Linked DNA regions of Homo sapiens: region 1 is linked to region 2. The links are chromatin contacts, found by Hi-C or POLR2A ChIA-PET in ENCODE. All regions are on one chromosome and are shown on one strand. Each heading gives the region's core, a stretch centred on a gene start or an enhancer-like site at or near the end of the contact. The rest is flanking DNA. Distances are from core to core; before and after follow the strand shown. Region 1 overlaps LOC101929256 (a long non-coding RNA gene). Region 2 holds the start of JCAD (junctional cadherin 5 associated).

The links. A loop is a pair of places that touch in the nucleus more often than their neighbours do. ChIA-PET counts read pairs that join two places held with the same protein, here RNA polymerase II (POLR2A). Pooled maps may share reads with other maps.
Region 1: a map of endothelial cell of umbilical vein shows a loop between it and region 2 (4-fold over the local background). The contact joins the enhancer-like site here to the promoter of JCAD in region 2. A Hi-C loop is called at or near these places in 4 of 168 maps with a recorded cell type or tissue (endothelial cell of umbilical vein, posterior vena cava, sigmoid colon and 1 more) and 5 of 50 pooled maps. POLR2A ChIA-PET finds 5 or more read pairs at or near these places in 2 of 52 experiments (AG04449 and activated naive CD4-positive, alpha-beta T cell).

What each region holds. Positions count from the first base shown.
Region 1 is chr10:30,108,871-30,115,004 of GRCh38, reverse strand. LOC101929256 (a long non-coding RNA gene) reads right to left here. Exons shown (of 4, transcript XR_001747405.2): 2 at 6,103-6,134; 3 at 4,174-4,357. It also overlaps a transcript of JCAD not described here. Among named protein-coding and RNA genes, the nearest start is that of JCAD, 52 kb to the right of the region's middle. Within about 2 kb of position 3,309, at least 3 of the 41 ENCODE cell types and tissues checked have a DNase peak (open chromatin) inside an H3K27ac peak, as active enhancers do; they include endothelial cell of umbilical vein, where a contact is called at or near this core.
Region 2 is chr10:30,054,491-30,060,850 of GRCh38, reverse strand. It overlaps JCAD (junctional cadherin 5 associated), which reads left to right and starts at 1,265. Exons shown (of 4, transcript NM_020848.4): 1 at 1,265-1,369. LOC101929256 (a long non-coding RNA gene) reads right to left here and starts at 2,013. Exons shown (of 4, transcript XR_001747405.2): 1 at 1,825-2,013. RefSeq lists a silencer at 1,153-1,322 and an enhancer at 3,607-4,144.

The DNA.
Region 1 (6,134 bases), core at 2,060-4,559, 52 kb before region 2:
GGTTCCCAGCACTATCTTAGCATCATATGTTCTTATTGAATAAAACTAAACTGGTTCTCCTTCCTTGTGGCTGCTCTTCAAGTAATCAGGTGCCACTGTTTTTATCTGTTTATATTTCTATCTATCTATCATCTATTATGTATCTATCATCTATCTATCTATCTATCTATCTATCTATTCGGCTTTAAAATTTTTGTGAAATACAGTTCTATTATCTCATATTTTCATATTTTTTAAACTCATGACTTTCTAAGTGATACATCATTAGAGACTTGTCTTAAATCTAGCGCAAAATGTGTTAACATTTTCTTCAAATACCAGTAACTATGGTCTCCTGAACTAAAAGAACAGTTCATTTACAGAATGAGTCATTTTTCTGAAAAACCTGCCACCACACCTCCTGGTTTTTTTTTTTTTTTTTTTTTTAATTGTGCTGTTTTGTGTTTTTTGGCAAACATCTGTGCCTATGAAAGCTTTCAATATATCTCATTGTGGCTGGACCAGGTATTTTCTAGTTTGCCAATCCATAACTCTCCTGAGACATTATTATTTGTCCTTTGCAGTTGCATTTGAAGAAAATTTCCTACCTACTTGATGATAAAGCCAAATCAATCAATCAGTTGTCAGTCAAACATTTATTCATGTGCATTATATATGCTCTGCATCAAATAGTTACCAGGGTTGGGGGAAGACAGTTTCAAAGAAGATAAATATCACCCTTGGTGTTTATCCTGTATCTCCCACCCACATTTATCAAATAATTACAAAACATTATCAACAGCACAAAATGAAGTGCCAAATTTCAAGCTTCAGATTACGGGTGAGGTTGAAGTGGCCATAGAGCTACCATTCAGGAGAGCCCATTGTGCACGGGGAACTAAGTCAACCACTTTGCGATCATCTTATTTTATTCTCTCAATAGCCCTTATTTTACATATGAAGAAAGAGAAACTTACAGAGGGGGCTAAGTGCCCAGTGTCATAATGCTGACGAGTCGTAGACACAATGCTCAAATCTTTAATGCACCCAACCTTTACGAGGCTGAGGCTGGAGAATCATTTGAGGATAGGAGATCAAGACCATCCTGGGCAACATAGCAAGATCCATCTATTAAAAAAATTATTTTTAAAGGAAAATGCACCTAAGAAGAAGTGGTCCCTGGGCAGGGTGCCAAAGGGTGTTCAAGTATTCAAATGGCCAGGAGGAGCAGTGTGCAGGTGAGGAACAGGTTGGAAGGGTCCAGGGTGTCTGGGAGACAGTGCAACAGTGCATGCCCTGATGAGAGGTAAAAAGGAAGTGCTAGGTGAAGAGAGGTGGAGGGAGGTGGGCCCAGAAGTCGCCCTATGAGGAGGGTGGAGCCAGGTTCTGATGAATGCTGCTCTGAGCCATCTGTCTGTTTTGTGCTTCCTTCTTCTCTGCTGGGAGGCTTTTTTTTTTTTTTTTTTTTTTTTTTTTTGACAGTGTCTCGCTCTGTCGCCCAGGCTGGAGTGCAGTGGCACGATCTTGGCTCATTGCAACCTCCACCTACTGGGTTCAAGCGATTCTCCTCCCTCAGCCTCCCAAGTAGCTGGGATTACAGGCGCCTGCCACCACGCCCGGTTGATTTTTGTATTTTTAGTAGAGACAGGGTTTCACCATTTTGGCCAGGCTGGTCTTGAACTCCTGACCTCAGGTGATCCACTGGCTTTGGCCTCCCAGAGTGCTGGGATTACAGGCATGAGCCACTGCACCCGGCTCTGGGAGGCTTTTTGCGTACCTCACCGAGGTTTCATATCCTCCCGCATCAGGTCTTTGCCCAAATCTCCACTCATTTGTGAGGCTTTCTTTGACCCTCCTATTCAAAGAGAACCCCATGACCACCTTCATTGACTCTCCTTAAAAATTGTGACAAAATACATATAATATATAATTTACCATTTTAACCATTTGTAAAGTGTACAGTGCAGTGATATTTCATACTGTACATTCACGATGTCATGCAACCATTGCCACTGTCTAGATCTAGAGCATTTCATCACCCAGAAAGGAAACCCTCTGCCCATTAAGCAGTCACGCCCCATTATCCTCTTTCCCAAGCTCCAGGGAACCCCTGAGCTGCATTTCATCTCTATGGATTTTTTTTTTTTTTTTTTTGAGATGGAGTCTCGCTCTTTTGCCCAGGCTGGAGTTCAGTGGTACAATCTTGGCTCACTGCAACCTCTGCCTCCCGGGTTCAAGCAATTCTCCTGTCTCAGCTTCCTGAGTAGCTGGGATTACAGGCATGTGCCACCACGCCTGGCTAATTTTTTTATTTTTAATAGAGATGGGGTTTCATCATGTTGGCCAGGCTGGTCTCGATCTCCTGACTTCAGGTGATCCACCCATGTCGGCTTCCAAAAGTGCTAGGATTACAGGCATGAGCCACCGTGCCCAGTCTGGATATTTCATATAAATGAAATCATACATTATGTGACTTTTTGTGTCTGGCTTATTTCACTTAGCATTGTAATTTTTTTCGTTTGTTTAAATTTAATTTTTCTAAAGAGACAGGGTCTCACTGTGTTGCTGAAGCTGGAGTGCAGTGGCACAATCATAGCTCCCTGCAGGCAGCTTTGAACTCCTAGGCTCAATCGATCTTCCTGTCTCAGTCTCCTGAGTAGCTTGGATGACAGGTGCATGCTGTTGTACCCAGCTAATTTTTTTTTTAAATTTTTTGTAGAGACAGGGTCTCATTTTGTTGCCCAGGCTGGTCTTGAACTCCTGGCTTCAAGTGATCCTCCTACATCAGCCTCCCAAAGTGCTGGGATTATAGGTGTGAGCCACTGCTCCCAGCCCAGCATCATATTCTTAATGTTTGTCCATGAGGTAGCCTGCATCGGTCCTCCATTCTGTTCTACGGCTGAATGATAGTCCATTGTGTGTATATATCACATTTTGTTTATGCTTTATCAGTTCATGGTGATTTGAGTTGTTTCCACCTTTCAGTCATTGTGAATAGTGCTGCCATGAGCATGGGTGGACAAGTTTTCACTTAAACCCATATTTTCAGCTCTTTGGGGGCATCTACCTGGGAGTGGAATTGCTGGATCATATGGTGAGTCTATGTTTAACTTTTTGAGGAACTGCCAAACTATTTTCCACAGCAGCTGCACTATTTCACATTCCCACCAGCACTGTAGGAAGGTTCCAATTTCTCCACATTCTTGCCAAAAGTTATTTTCCGGTTATTTTTATGATCGCCATCCTACTGGGTGTGAAGTGTGAGCTCACTGTGGATTTGAATCACATTTCCCTCATGACTAATGACACGGAGCCTCTTTTTATTTGTTTGTTGGCCATTTGTCCAGTCATTCACTTTGTATTTCCTTTATCTGGCTTTATTTTTCTTTATACATAGCTTTATGATTTATCATGTCATGTCACATCACATTTTTACTTATTTAAATGAATAAATAAAATGTAACGTATCTCCTCCTAGGACTATGAAAGCCTCATGAAGACAGAGATTCTGTCTACTATTGCATCTCAGTACTTAGGACTGTGTTCATCACTGTGGGAACTCAATATGTATTTGCAGAATAATTGAAGAGCAAATTATGGTTATTCCCCAGCCCTGGGCCTAAGGTCTCTCCAATCTTCAGATGGGTCAATGGTGGGACAGGATTGCTTGAGGCCAGGAGTTAGAGACCAGTCTGGGCAACATAGCAAGACCCCATCTCTAAAAAAAATTTTTTTGAAGAAAATGCACCCAAGAAGAAGTAACCCCTGGGCTGGGTCCCGAAGGGCTGTCAGGCACTCAAATGGCCAGGAGGAACAGTGTACAGGTGAGGAACAGGGTGGAAGGTCCAGAGTGAGTGGAGAGCCACAGCTGGTCCAAACATCAGCAGGCCCATACATCAGGGGTCCATACATCAACCAGTCCATATATCAGGTCGGGGGTAGAGGCATACATCAGCATGTTCACCCATTAGCTGGTCTATACATCAGGGGTCTATACATCAGCTGCCCCATACATCAGTTAGTCCATACCTAAGTGGGTGCATACATTAGCTGGTCCATACATCAGGGGGTCCATACATCAACCAGTCCATATATCAGGTTGGGAGAGAGGCATACATCAGGATGTTCACACATCAGCTGGTCTATACATTGGGGTCTATACATCAGCTGGCCCATATATCTGTTAGTGCATACCTGAGTGGGTGCATACATCAGCTGGTCCATACATCAGTGGGTCCATACATCAACTGGTCCATATATTGGTGGGTCACTCATCAGGAGGTTCACACATCAGTGGTCTATATACCAGGGGTCCATACATCAGCTGCTCCATATATCAGGGGTCCATACATCACCTGGCCCATACATCAGCTGGTTCCTATATCAGAGGAGGCATACATCAGGAGGTTCACACATCAGCTGGTCCATACATCAGTGCGTCCATATGTCAACTGGCCTATACATCAGCGGGTCCATACATCAGCTGTCCTATACATCAGGGAGTCCATACATCAGCTAGTCCATATATCGGGGAGGGCATACATCAGGAGGTTCACACATCAGCTGGTCCATACATCAGGGGTCCATACACCAACAGGTCCATACATTAGCCGGTCCATACACCAGCTGGTCCACACATCAGCTGGTCTATACATCAGCTGGCTCATATATCAGGGAGTCCATACATCATCTGGTCCATGCATCAGTGAGCCAATACATCAATGAGTCCATACATCAGCTGGTCTATACATCAGCTGGCCCATACCTCAGGGGTCCATACATCAGGAGGTTCACACATCAGCTGGACCATACATCAATGGTCCATACATCAGCAGGTCCATACATCAGCGGGTCCATACATCAGCTGCACACATCAGCTGGTCTATACATCAGCGGGGAGTCTATACATCATCTGGTCGATACATAAGTGAGTCCATACATCCATGGGTTTATACATCAATTGGTCCATATATTGGGGGGTCATATATCAGGAGCTTCACACATCAGTGGTCCATACATACATCAGGGGTCCATATATCAGCTGGCCCATATATCAGGGGGTCCATACATGAGCTGGTCCATACACAGGGGGGTCTACATATCAGCTGGTCCATATATCAACTGGTCCATACATCTGCTGGTCTCTAGATCAGCTAGTTCATAAACCAGGGGGTCCACACATCAGCTGGTCCATACATCAGGTGGTTCATACATCAGCAGGTCCATACATCAAGGGGCCCATATATCAAGAAGTCCATATATCAGGGAGTCCATACATCGGGGGCCTATACCATATTATTTATCCTCCCCACATCCCGCCGATGCTGCCATGGCAAATCATAGTATCCTTCCACCATCCACCCAACCCTTGGATTGTGGGGATGGAGGCTGGAGCAGCAAAACAATTATTTGGATAATCAAGGTTTGAGATAGTGAGAACCAGAACTCAGAAGCCACAAGGAGAGCAGAGTGACAGGGACAGACAGGAGAGAGACACGGAAGGAAAAAAAAGCAACAAGATTGGGTGACTGGCTGGTTGAAACAACAGGGGCTTGAGCTGAAGACAGGGCCACAGGCATCCATCAAAGATAACTTCAAGTTTTGAACTTGGAAGTCTGGGGAAATGGTGGCACCATTAACTAGATAGGGACATTAGGAGTAGGAAAAAGGGAAGGCTTGCTTTCTATTTGAGAAGAAAACAAGAGAGTGAAAGGTCCTTAATGAACCAAGCCTAGACATGCATTTCAGAGAGTCTGTGATGATGCCCCTGGTACAGGCAGCCTCAAGAATCTACTGTGGCTTCTTTGTCCCATCAAGGCCAATTCCGCTCCGCCAATCGTAGTCTCCCTGCTTGGTTGAGAAGTGGACAGAATGGCCTCAATGCACACAGACAGATTATCAAGATAACCAAGCATGGGGGCTGGGGAGGGGCAGCCTGAGGACGAGGGAAGATGCTGGGTGCCAGGGCGTGCAGCGGAGAGCAGCTCTGTGGCCCTCTGTCTCCAACTCAGGCTCCCGTTGTTTCAACCAGCAAGTTGGGCCAAGGACTCCAAGCTCCACCTCCTACAGATTCAGGACAGAGAAAAGTCTACTCTTTAAATGTTCACTGTGCAACATACTTACAAAAACTTGCCAAAAGCATGTGAGAGCTACTT
Region 2 (6,360 bases), core at 16-2,515:
GTTCAGAGCGAGGGTCTTGGGCTAGATTCTGCAGCTTGCCATCTGTGCCCGTCCCTGAGCCCACTCCTCATCTGTAAAGTGGTGCCCATATCATCAAACTGTGATGAGGATTAAAAGAAATAATACATAGGAAGGGCTCAGATGTGGTAATAGAGCAAAAAAAGTTAGTTATTGGTGTTTCGACAGCAAATACAGTCCTAAAATCATGATGTGGCTAAGTAGTTTTCTGAAAACTAATTTGGCAAGGTCACCAGTCTGCTGTGCCATCCATGTTTTGTCTGGGTGGACTTAACTAACATTCCCTGTCTCTCCCCAATGCATCAGCAATATTTCACATTTTTTGTCTTCTGTCTGCCTTCCAAAATTATGAAAACGTTCGCCCTGAGCAGACCCAGGCAGCAGTCTAATCTTTCTGCCCCTTCCCGCTGTAAGAGAAATATGGAGTGGGTTTGGGGTTACCCAAATGACCCCAAATGTTCATTCTGGTCTGAACTCTCCCACTGACCTCCTCCTATCTCTCCTCCTACCCCTGCCCTGTAGGCAAATCCTGCTCCTGTCATCAGTTTCCTCCTCTGCCACAGGAGAGTATGGGCCAGCTGATCTGAAGGTGGCTTCCAGACTCCTTCAGACTTTTTTTTGAAAGAAGTAAATCCCAAGCTGTTGTCACCATCACTGTTTTCTGCTCTTCATAATATCGATGTGTTATGTGGGTGCGTTTGTGTGTGTGTGTGTGTGTGTGTATAGCCATACTGTGTTCCCATGTATGTATGTATATGTGTCAGTGTGTTTGGCTGCATCTGTGCGTGACTGTATATGGGTGTGTTTGTGTGCACCTGCGTGTGACTGTATTTGAGTGTGTGTGCACTTGTCTGTGACTGTGTGTGCACCTGTGTGTCCTGTATATGTGTTTGTGTGCGCCTGTTTCCTGTGAGTGTGTTTGTGTGCATCTGTGTGTGGGTGTATATGAGTGTGTTTGCATACATCTTTGTGTGTTTGTGTGATATGAATATGTTTGCTTTCTGTGTATCTGTGAGAGTGTGTGTGTCTTTGGACATTTCCACAGGGTTGACGTGGCCCAAACCCAAGTGACAAGAAAAGAGGGAATGGTGGTCAGCTCACTTGTGCCTTCTGCGCGACCCACGCAGGCGGACCCCAAAAGCCTAGGAAGCTCGTGGCCTGGATACCGCCCTCAGCGCAGAGGAGGCAGCCCCGGGCGGTGGGCGGGGCGGGCCCGGGCGGTGGGCGGGGCGGACGGCGGTTCTCCGGGCATGCTCGGCCTCGGCGGCTGCAGGCGGGGCGGGTCGCGCTGGTCCCCGGCCGGCCGGAGCGGCGGCGGTGGCGGCGCGAGGCGGCATGAGGGAGCCGCTCGGTAAGTCCCGGCGTCTAACCCTCCTGGCTCCCACCGTCCATTAGGGCCGCTCCCACGGCGCTTCGCGGGCCTCACCCGCAGCCTCCCGCACTCCCCCCAACTTCTCCAGCTGGGACGTCGCTCCGGTTCCAGCCACCCTGGCGGTGGGGGATGTCTGCACCCCCAGTCGCAGCCCCGCCTGGGCCCCCCGCGCGGTGCCTAGCCCGGCAGCCTCGGGGTGGAGGGCGCCTGCCAGCCCGGGAGGGGCGTCCCCTCCCCTCAGGTGCCCCGCTCGGAGCGCGGGGGTCCCGGGGCGGGCACCGCGGGCCGCGGCTGGCGTTAGCGCTCGCGTCGCCCCTCGGCGCGCGGAGGGCCTGGGGGGCCGGGGTCACTCACTCCCCTCTCGAAGTCGCCCTCCCCAGCCTGTGTCCACCAACCCCTCCCGCGCCCTCGCGCCCAGATCTCGCGGACCTCACCCCAGAGCTGACAGCCGCCGCGCTGGGTCCCCGAGGTCCCAGTTCCCACGCTGCCCCGGCCGTCTGGACTGCCCGGGACGGTGGGGGGCTCCCGCCGCGGCCCCGCTCCCGCTCCGGTCTCTGCGCGGTCTGCGCTGGGGATTAGGGCGCTAATCGCAGCTGCCTCCCAGCGAGTGCCCGGGGCCGCCCGGCTCCTGGCTGCGCGTGGGATGGGAGAAGGGCAGGAGCCCCGCCTAGGAGTGCTGTAAATCCCGTTAATTATCTCATTTATGGGATCTGGAACCCGCCCTCCTAGGGTCTCTGCGCTCAGATCTCCGCGGGCACCCTCTACTTCCCCCGTCTCCAGTCGGGGTCCGTTCACCCCCAAAATGCCAGGGTTTGCCTCGATGCCCTGGCCACAGTGGGGCCCAGCACTAGCTGCTAAAAAGCGCCCCTCTCGCTTCCGTCAAGAAGCAGAGCGCCTGGGATTCTTCTGGGCATTTGTAAAGAAGCTGTGATTTCACTACTGAAGAAGAAAATAAAAACGAGAACTTTAGGCCAGCGCTACCTGGGCATGCCCTGGTGTTTGGTCATCCACGCGCTTAAGGAGTAGAGAGGCCTTGGGGGAATTAGCTTGGGCACATCACCTCCCCACACCTACACCCACTCTCCCACCCCCGCACGCACTCCACCCGCCTCCCGTGTCCTCATTCCCTCCCCAAATCTAGTAGCTTGGTCTTAGTCTTGGGGAGAGGGGTGGGGCGGTGCAGACCACACAACTCCCAGGGTTTCCTGTCCTGACAGTTTAATGTGATGTTTCTCCCACAACTTGTTTTCCTTCTCCGGTCTTTTGTCTTTTCAGATTTACAAGGAATAGATAACCCAGAGATTGAGGGCTAGGGTTGCAAAATACAGGGATTTGGGGGAAGGGGCCTGATGGGTAGGATTCGGGCAGCCAGAAATGCTCTGGCAAAAAAAGGCAGTCTGCATGGTGTGAACTGAGGGTCATGGGCTGTACAGGTAAAACTTTGGGAATGTCAGTTCATTTTAGAATTTTAAGACCACCCGGCAAAGCAAGAATGCATACAGGCTTTTTTGGAAATCATATGCAGATTCTATTTCATTGGACTTGTGTTGGTTTTCGTGTGACATTGGGAGTTTGTTAAAGTGGTTTGGTTTTCCATAACGTCTGTGGATTGGGACTTAATTATTTACCTTGACATTAGGTGTCTAATTCTTAGTCACCAGCTTAACAAGCTTCCTGAAGTCTCTAAGTGTCACTGTGGGCATGCAGCATGTAAGAAACTGTTACTCCGCCTGGAGTGGGCGAGCAAATATTTGTTGAACAGAGGCCTTTAATCTGCTGGGCCTTCCTCCTGTAAAACTTCACCCTTTGCTGCAGAGACTGGAAGGTCAGGCCCTTGGCAGGCCCAGGAGAATTAGGGGATTTGGGTGGGTGGAGAAAGCCTGTTTCGGGGAAAAAAGAAGTTTGGCCTGAGTGTCCACATGCTCTGGATGACTTGACAAAGTCATCAGGGTTATCAAATAGCTCATCGAGTGGTCACAGATTCCAGAAGCCTGTGGTCTATTGTTCGGCAGCTATAAAATGTAGCAGGGTTGGAGGTACACAAGGAAAATAAATAAGGACCAATTTTTTCACTTAAAAAAAGTAAATATGAAAAGATTCTTGTAGTCTAATTTTTAACATGCAATTTAAAAATAAATCCTAGAAATGTTATCAGTACAGAAAGCCCAGAAGTCTGTGGCTCCCCCAAGTTCTCACTGGCCAGTTTGGGAGGACAGTAAACACCAGTCATCCTTAGGAGTCCTTAGTTTTTCTTTTAATGAGCTTGGCGAAACTCCATGCTAATTAATCTGGAGAGCGTTTAGAACACAGAGCGTTGGAGTGAAACAATTGTTCTATTGTGTTTTTTATTTTGATAAGCAAAGACTATCTCTCTGAAGTCCTCTGGGCCTATTGCTGAACCCATTACTGCAGTTTACTTGGGTTTTTAACAGATGTTGTTTTTCCTCCTTTGGATGAGAAGGGTTATCTCTCTCATTAAAACCTTGCTCTTGTGCTTTGTTTCAAGGGCCTGCTGATGGAAGGAATGTTGAGGTCCACTGACTTGCAAACGCCAGCAGCCCAGGGAGGGGAGGTGTTGGGCTTTGATATATGCTTTAAACACTAAATGGTGTTTAGAAAAATACAGGAACCCCTCCCCCAGATACTAAAACCTCAATTATCTTGATTTGAATTGAAGATGTCTTGTTAAAAATTTGGATTATCTATAACCAAATATCTTTCCCAACAACTTTCTATAGATATGCTTGGGAATAGCCTGGTTAAATCAATAGGCTGGCAGATTTGTTATCAGATCGTGAAGTATCCTTATAGTTTTGGGCTTATTGGTTGTCTTTATAGTTTACCTGTAAAGATTGTTTTTTCTGTATGTAAATGAAAGAATTTAGATACTATTAGGAAGAAGCACCAAGATACATTCCAAAGAAGGAAAGAAAAAAAAAAAAGCAAGCAACTTGTCTGTGTAGGAAGAATAGTTAGAGAAACAGAAACCAGATTGTTGCTACTGGTTATCTCTTGGCACAGTGGGGTTACTAGGAACTTTTCCTTTTTACTTAAGCACTGAGTTTTGCAGTGTTTACTTTTGAAATCACTTTACATGACTTTTGTACTTAGGAAATAAATAGAAATGTAAAGATCATATGAAATAATTTAAGTCAAACACTTTGATAAAGACTTGGCTTTTTTTTATTCTGAAGATATTTAAAAACAAAACCAAAAGAAGGGTAAGTTTAATGGAATATTTAAGGTATCTTTACATGTGGAGCTTGACATACATGATGATAAGGGAATAAAACTCTAACCTATGATGATGTTTTACAGCTATTTTTGCAAATAGCCAAAAATTCCAAAAGATTTAAAAATCTTATCCAGTTTGAGTCCTTTCTTAATGACTTCTAATCTTTCAGAAATGTTAATGAGGTACTTAAGGTCTCATAAAAATATTGCTAGCCAAAGCAATAATTGTGTGACACAGAATTTAGAGGTGAAAGAGAAGACAGGAGAAAGAGTGTGTGTAAGTGCATGTGTGTGTGTTCACATTAGTTGTGGAAAGAAAAAAAAGAGGAGTCAGAAGGGATAATACTTAGGAAAAAAATTCAGTGCATAATGTTGGGGACTTTTTTCTTTTTCTTTCTCTTTTTTTGAACAAATGCCTTAATACCAATCCACCCCAGCAAGATTAATGTTCCAAGGTCCTTTTGATCTTAGACACAAGTTTTCCAACTCATTTGTTTTTTGTCACCTTAAAGAAACCTAAGGATGTCCTCCTAAAATGATTACTTCACAGATTAAGTATGATTTTTTACATCTTGTGAGATTTTAACAACTTGACTGCCTTGGCAGAGTTGGTCATCACACGTGTGGTATGGTAACAGCAGTCTGTGAGAACTTGGTGTCCCAGGACTTCAACTGGGACTGTTGCGTTATTTAATAATTAAGACTGGAAAGGGAAATAGCAATTCTATTGTTCATAGTAAAATACACAATTCTACCCTTAGGAAAAAATCTGTGGAAAGCATTAAAAACCTACGTGTCAGTTAGCAACATACTCCATTCTGGTTTGTTTTATGTCTTGGTGATTTACCTCTTGTTTAAAGAAAGTACTTTGTTATATATTAATCATAGCATTAGACCTAAATGTTGTCAGTTGAAGAGATATTTACACTGAACTGCCAACAATTTGAGGGACCAATTACATCTTAAGCATGGAATGTCAGTGAATACAACTGAAAAGTTTTAGGTCTTTTAGAGGAGTAACAATGTCTAATTAAGACCTTTTTAGAATGCTGGTTGTAACCTTGTATTAGATTTCTTCAGCAGCACATGTGATTTTGGCTTCCTGAAAACAGGTTAAGAGTCTCTCTGGCAGATAAGGCACATGTACCATATACTAGAGCCTTATGTGATTTACTACTCATTTATTCTTTTCTTCAATGTTTCTTTTATTGTCATTGAGGCTTCCAAATACCTAACCTATTTTTAAAGATGCATTTTCGGCCGGGCGCGGTGGCTCACGCCTGTAATCCCAGCACTTTGGGAGGCCGAGGCGGGCGGATCACGAGGTCAGGAGATCGAGACCATCCTGGCTAACACGGTGAAACCCTGTCTCTACTAAAAATACAAAAAATTAGCCGGGCGAGGTGGCGGGCGCCTGTAGTCCCAGCTACTCCGGAGGCTGAGGCAGGAGAATGGCGTGAACCCCAGGGGGCGGAGCCTGCAGTGAGCCGAGATTGCGCCACTGCACTCCAGCCTGGGCGACAGCGAGACTCCGTCTCAAAAAAAAAAAAAGATGCATTTTCCTCATCTAACCTAAGCAGCATTTCATTTATGAAAGTTTTTTTCTGATGATGAAATAGTTATATATAACTTAATTAAGTTATGTAATATGTTAATATATTAAGTTATGAATAATGATGATTGGTGATGAAACAATATTGTTATATTAAATTATATAATAAGAATGTGGATATTAT